Linked DNA regions of Homo sapiens: region 1 is linked to region 2. A link is a contact called in ENCODE Hi-C or POLR2A ChIA-PET data. All regions are on one chromosome and are shown on one strand. Each heading gives the region's core, a stretch centred on a gene start or an enhancer-like site at or near the end of the contact. The rest is flanking DNA. Distances are from core to core; before and after follow the strand shown. Region 1 overlaps RAD51B (RAD51 paralog B). Region 2 overlaps RAD51B (RAD51 paralog B).

Region 1 (3,500 bases), core at 644-3,143, 74 kb after region 2:
ACTTGCCATTGTGTTCCAATTGCCTATAGTATTCAGTACAATAACATGCTCTACAGGTTTGCTGCCCAGGAATAACAGGCTGTACCATCCAGCCAAGGTGTATAGCAGGCTATACCATCTAGGTTTTTGTAAGTGCACTCGATGATGTTTGCATAATGTTGAAATCACCTAATAACTCATTTCTCAGAACACATTCCTATCATTAAGTGATGCATAATTGTAATTCAGATACTTCTCAGCTTTCTTTCTTGACCCATACTATTGTCGTCCATTGGACTTCTCCACCTGAATGTCTCTTCTCATTAGTGCCTTAATTTAAACTCAACATGTTACAAAATGACCTCATCATTCCCCAAGGCTGCTTTTCCTCTGAATTTCTTGTTGAAGGCAGCATGACCCATCCAGACATCTGAGTTCCTAACTGGAGGTCCCACTCAAACACCCACCCCTGTATCCAACCAGTCACAGTAGTCTGCTCATTTGACTTCTGATATGCATCTCAAATCTGTCCCTTCACCTCTCCTCTTACTGCTACCACTTCCAGACTATACAGCAGCTTTCCCACTGGTTCCTTTGTTACCCCTTTTTTCCACCCTACACTATCATCAGAATTCTCTTCCTGAAAAAAGAAATCAAATGAAGTTACTCTCTTTCTTTAAAACCTCCATAAGCCCTTCTATTACTTACAGGATAATGCCTTAGTATGCTGTAAGACCCATCACAATCTTACCTCAACTTAACCTATTTCGGCTCATTTTCTACTACAATTCATAAAAAATGTATTTTTTCACCCTGAATATACTATGCTCTTTCACACCTCTTTGCATTTCCACATGCTGTTCCCTGTATTGATGGGGCTCCTCCCACCCTTGTCAAACTGGAAAATGTTGATATATTCTTGAAGCTTCAACTCAAATATTTTCTCTTCTCCTTTGCAGAAATATTTGCTGCTGCTTCTGTGTTTCCTCAAGTATTTTACTTATGCCAATCACTAAGCACAAAACACAACATAAAACTTCAGGTCTGGGGTGATGCCTTAGTTACAACTGCATCTCCAATGACTAGCATACTCAGGTACTTAATGAATGTTCATGAATTGAATGAATAAAGCAGAAGACTAAATTATTATAAAAGCAAGAGAATGGACCTTATAGTATGACCTAAATATACAAACAGAAATCTAAAAATGAACATTTCTTCTAAAATAAGCTTCATGATAAAGTGTATTAGCCAGACAAAATAATGTAATCAGCATATATGCCCTTGGCTCAGACAACCAGAACTGACATTTCAGTCCTGTGAATGTGGCCTCTTAGGGAAAATATTAGTACCATGCTTAACTAATAATAAGCACTATCTGTGTGTTTACTGTTGCTGTTCTTGTTAGGGGGTTATAATCTGGCCTGTACTCCATCTAAATAGATATAAAAATAAGTGGTCACAATGAAATTCTACTGTCTAAACAACCAGCTTACAATATCTAACATTACATTAAGAAATGAACATACCCAAGTCTCCTAATGCACACAAAAATATTCTGCTTCAAACACATGAATGAGCCAATGGCCTGTGGATATAGCCCACATCCCAGCATCTGAAGACGGTATGCTTAAAAGCTTTTGGCAATATCTTCTAGATTTTTCTATAGACCAACATCAAGCCAATTTATCTGACCTCCTTGATCTACATAGCCCTTCCAGTACCTACAGCTATTTTTCTAGAGGCCTGAATGAGTCAGAACAAGAAAATGATTAATCAACTTGGAGAGATTTGAAAGCTGGAAGGGAGCCATCCTGTGAGTAAAAGCTCAGAGCTGTGGGACTGCAGCAGTTGGAAAGTTAGGGGATTTCCATGGTTGAAAACATTTGGCTGGCTTGCTATGGTCCTCTGACCTTGCAATAAGACAGACCAGACCAAGCTGGTGATTTACCTCTGACAATATCCTATGTCTGCTGACTCTGGCTGTTCACTCTGACTTGACAAAGTCAAAGTTATTCCCCCTGAGCCTTATGACTTTGGAACTGGCTCAGAAAATTTTCCTGTTTTTTCCTCCCAATGGATATCATTCTCAGACCTTGGCTTCACTTTTATGTACAGCGAGGCTTAAATTAAAAGTGTATGCAATGCACCTAGCACAGTGCTTGGCAAAAAGTTAGGTGGGTCTGCTCCTTTTTTAGGCCAGGTTGGTTTCCCAGCACCTGGGGGATATAGCACCATCTTGCTTTTCTTTTCTTTTTTTTTCTTTTTGCCAGTTGTTAACCTGCCAGTACCATTTAAAATCACTTTTCCTGCTTAAGGTTTGTATCACTTGCCACTGCTCCTTATTTCATCTATTCAAATTCTTCCAATTCCCTTTACTGGGGACTTGATTTCTGAAGTTGCTTATTTTGAAGATACTACTCTAGTATTATCTAACTTTTATATTCCAAAAGTACTACAGACACTGTTGTTGTCTTTTGTTTGCTGTTTAACATGTAATATTTTACTGATGTCAGGAAGGCTTCTCATATTTCCCAACTATTTATCTCTACGAGTGATGACTCTACTTCCATTTTCTTGCCCTTTTACTTTGTGTACACTGCCCTCTTTCTTCTTTCTTTCACTTGAGCATATGAATCACTTGGATTTTATTACTATTTATTATCATCTCTTTCTTTCCTGAGTCTGCTTTCTGTTCCATCACTGCATTTATATTACATTCCTGTGTCTACTATCAATAATAAGTTCAGCAAGATATTCTCATGCCTGATGATTGTTTATTGGTCTCCTGTCCCTGTTTCTCTCATTAACATCATTTATTTTCCCTGTATAATTTTTTCATTACCTTAGTAAAGAAATAGGGTTAGGCAAAGCTTTCTGCTTCTCTTCTCTACTAGAAAAGATCCAAGTCCTTCTCCATTCATTAAACATGGTCACATGTCTCATATATACATACAAATATATACATGTAAACCTTCACTGTGAGAATTCTTATCCATTGATTTGTAGATCACAAGGAACTTGTTGAGCAATGACAGCTGCTGCTTTTCAATGCACTGGCATGGTTGGGAGGGGGCTGGGGATTTTGCCTTTTGGCACACAAGTCAATAAACACATTGGAGATTAACAGCAAAGAGATAAGAAGCTTGGGTGTGGGGAGGACTAGAATGATGGTTTAGGGGAAAAGGAAAAAGGAGGGAATTTCAGGAAAAGGAATCGAAATTATAGATCAAATGACCAGATAACAAAAAGAAGGGGAGAGATTCAATAAGGTTGGAGGAAAGATTTAGAGAGAAAACAAGATTGGAGGAAGGAAAGTGGAGTGGTTAAGGATAAGAAAGAAATTAGGAACAGAGGCAAAGAGAGAAGAAAAAGGTGGCAACCAGCTGGTCATCCACTTGAGAAAGAAAGCATGAAGGAAAATATTTAAGAATAAGTAAATACAGTTGAGAAAACATTCCAAATCAATGTGTCATCCTCCTTTTAAAATCCCCTTTGTTATTAAAATATACCATCCACAA
Region 2 (3,591 bases), core at 111-2,610:
GCAAAAGAAAATACTCATGCCACTGGTTCATGTCCCAAACAACCAGAAACTCACTCTCCATCTTTCTAATTTTTCAGAAATAACCTGTCATGTACATTTCCTTTTCTCTCACTGACAGAAAAGAAGGCATATTGGATAAGCAAATATAATGGAAGAATTCTGATGTGCAAAATGTCCTAATAAAGGGTCCTTCAGGGCAAAAAATACTCAAGTTGGGAGTTATGTAATTCTATCCTTGATATTATTTAGAAAACAACAGGAGAAAATACCATCCACCGTACATTCCTCGAGAACCTCCAATCAAAGGCTCTAGCATGTTTCCTGGCTTCAGACTGGCTATAAATAAATTTAATAAGGACGAAAAAAAAATCACTGCATCATTTACAGTTCTCTCTCAACTCCAGCTGACAAAAATCCAGTCCAGATGTTTGTGTTGCAAGAACAACAGTAAGAGGGTGAGCCTCAATCGTGAATATGAAAGCCCAGAGAGGGTGAGTTTGAAGAGAAAGGGAGAGCTAGGTTGGCAAGGAGGGTGTGAACAAACTTGATTTGATACTAGCTTACAGAAACACAGTAATTAATTTATTTTGTGTATAAGAAATCCAGTTTATTAGCCTTTCCTCTGCCTCATCTCCCTTTTCAAAGCCACTGGAGTTTGGCTGGTGAAGCTTGAAATGGTTGTTCCATAACCTTTGCTTTTAAATTAAACAAATGACTTCAGATTTTGGAGCAGTTGTTGACTCAGGGGAAAGCATGCCATTAAAAGTGTGCCAGAGACAGATTTAATTGGTGCAAGTCCCAAAAACTGCTTGAAGTACAGGCTTCCCACATATAGATTTCAGGGAAATTACTCAAAGGCCGCACAGCTTTGTCAGAATTTGAGATGTGAAACAAGGCAGCTGAAAGACTCCATATCAAAAGGGTAAATTCAATTCAGGAGATATTAATCTGATTACCTAAGTAAGGCTGTGAATCGGATATGCTCCATTGTGTGCTCTCGTTCAACCTGGACAGCTGGAGGAGCCAATAGCTTCCTTTTCTCTGACATATAATTAAGTTTTAAGAGATGATCAGGTTACGGATACAAAGTTTTAAGAAATATATCATTCAGGAGTGGCATTTACAGTGCTCGCCTGTTGCAAGAGACATTGTTCACTTTATTTCCTTGAGCCACACTGGAGAGTGTGTGGATCAGGGCCTAGGGGCTTGGTGTTTGTGTTTCAGGCTACAATAAACGCCCTCTGTGCACCTGCCTGGAGGAAAAACCAGTCCAGCCGCCTCCCAAGACAAAAGCGCCCTGTATTAAGTGCTGAAAACCCAGACATGAACTGACCCTGTCAAATTCCAGATAGGGAAAAAAAAAAAAAATCAATATTTTCATCCAATCCAAGAGGAGCTGTCATGTAGGTTTCTGGATTTCCTTTCTCATCTGCACTAAGTCTGAGCAACAATGACCTGTCAACAGAAGTCATCTCCTTTCTCCTGAGTCTCCTCGTCTTTCTAGATTCCTTCCCTGATGGCACAACCCATTGCCTGGCATGCCATAATCTGCCCTCCAGAGGTCAACGCATTCTCCCACTCTTTCTCTACCAGGTCTTTCCCACTGGAATCTCACTTCGGCCATGCAAGTTCATCTTCTGAAAGAGAACATTACTAACTCATGTGTTTTCAACGAGTTTTCCAATACACACTTGTCACAAACTCTAGGTACATTTAGAATTGCAAGAATGTTTATTAGGCCAGAGGATCAAGGTTATATTTCTTCCATGCTCACTGTGGTTTCCAATGCAAATTGGTCAAAAGATATACTGGGTCACACATACCAATTTCAGATGACTTCCTCTGAGAGAGCTGTTCAGCTTGGGCTTGTTCTAATTCATGTCTAGAATTAATCATGCTTGTCTCAGCTGACCTGCACATTCTCATGGAGAAAAAAAATGATTTCTTACAAATATGAAACCCAGCTAGGTGAAGTTTCATTTGTGAATTTCACCAGAGGCATGGGCAACTTTAACCTAAGTCATGGGTAAATAAACTGAAAAGGACAAGGTGATTACCTGAACTTGAAAGTGCAAGTTGGTTACAGGACCAGAAAGTACTTGTGAATTGCAATCTCCTACTCCTCTAAGCCAACCCAAAATGGAGAGAGAAATTAATTAAATCATGATTTTGATAATTATTTAAAACTGCCATAGACAGTAAAGCTTTGGCTACAAACGTTTGTTAATATATTTGATGATGAATAACTAAACTTTCAAGGTTAACAGTTTTCTCAAGGTTCTTCAATAGCTCCTCCAAACTCTAGCCCAGAGGGGAGGGACGGATGTGGGAACCAAGATGATCAGCACAAGAAAGCCAGTTCCCCAACACGGCCCTTCCACTAGGATGTGCTCGATTGTTTGTGTCTGAAGAGAGGAGAGGAACCAAGCAGCATTTTACTTCATTTGGTGCTCATTAAACAGCTGGCCGAGAAAAACAGTCATCCACCACAGGTACTAAGCTACTTCAACCTATACCATGCTATGATGGCCAGCCTGGCAAGTTCTCAGTGGAACAGGGGACTGGTTAATAGCCTGCCACCTTGTAAGTGGGTCTAACTCAATGATGGAGGTGGTCTGCTGGCTGATATCCAGGCACTGCAGACACAGTGAGTCAGGACAGACCAACCAAGGGGCCCATCTTAGTTCTGCCCTGACATCCTAAGGCAGTGGTCCAAGCCTCCATCACAAAGATCATGATGATCTCTCCTTTCTGTGAATGCCTCTGATATTAAAAATCTGCTTCTCTCATCCTGGCAATTCATTAGATGCTGTACTACAGTGTGACTTCAACTGTTTCATGTCTGTGGGCCTCACGTTCTGGATTTTCCTTCTTTTTGTAACTTTTCTTGTCTTATGCACTGTAGTGCAATACATATAGCCAGTTTAGATGTAAAGTTTAGCTTCATTACAGTATGCAGGAATTCTAGGGTTCCAACCAGATAAAACTGAAAAACACTAGAATTAGCCTTTATGTTTGAGAGGGGAGAGGCCAAGCCTGATACCGTTCTTATGGCCTCCTGAAAATTCAGCAAGCATTTCACATTATAGATGCTTCATACTTAACGTGTAAATGAATGAACAATTGAATGAATGGACCCAGTGCTCAAATTTTGGTTTCAGTCTCACTCTACTTGGGACAGTAAAGAGTTCTGCAGTAAAAACAAGGAAGGGAGAAATTTGAACTATACCAAGTGGTGGGAATACATCACAATGACTCAACGGGATGTAGGGAAAAAATACTAGAACCCACTTCATATTTTAAAAATTCTATTTCTGGTGTGTTTTATATAACTTTATATAGTAGCACTATAGTTTTTGGCAGCAATTTTCCATACTTTGGGGCAATATGCTAAAAAATGATGGGTTATAGATTCAAAAGATTGCTGCTCTAGATATCCAATATAATAACAGTGACAAAAGAAATGTGACAAAATGCTCATAGATGGGTTGGTCCAGCCTTCTTCAAGAGGTGAACAGAGAAGCCTGTCTGAGGCTTGAACATACCAATTTGCTCACCGAAGACAGAATGTGACAGAAGAAGCAAACTGAA

The links. Hi-C counts contacts between places; a loop is a spot of excess contacts on that map. ChIA-PET counts read pairs that join two places held with the same protein, here RNA polymerase II (POLR2A). Pooled maps may share reads with other maps.
Region 1: a pooled map shows a loop between it and region 2 (3-fold over the local background). The contact joins two enhancer-like sites. A Hi-C loop is called at or near these places in 3 of 168 maps with a recorded cell type or tissue (A673, GM12878 and HepG2), 13 of 37 single-sample maps with no recorded cell type and 10 of 50 pooled maps. POLR2A ChIA-PET finds 5 or more read pairs at or near these places in 1 of 52 experiments (activated B cell).

The regions. Positions count from the first base shown.
Region 1 is chr14:68,231,109-68,234,608 of GRCh38, reverse strand. The region is part of intron 7 of RAD51B (RAD51 paralog B); the gene reads right to left. Among named protein-coding and RNA genes, the nearest start is that of RAD51B, 410 kb to the right of the region's middle. RefSeq lists enhancers at 1,627-1,996, 1,263-2,462. Within about 2 kb of position 1,893, at least 22 of the 41 ENCODE cell types and tissues checked have a DNase peak (open chromatin) inside an H3K27ac peak, as active enhancers do; they include GM12878, where a contact is called at or near this core.
Region 2 is chr14:68,304,785-68,308,375 of GRCh38, reverse strand. All of the region lies in intron 8 of RAD51B (RAD51 paralog B), which reads right to left. Among named protein-coding and RNA genes, the nearest start is that of RAD51B-AS1, 380 kb to the left of the region's middle. RefSeq lists an enhancer at 1,835-1,974. Within about 2 kb of position 1,360, at least 14 of the 41 ENCODE cell types and tissues checked have a DNase peak (open chromatin) inside an H3K27ac peak, as active enhancers do; they include GM12878, where a contact is called at or near this core.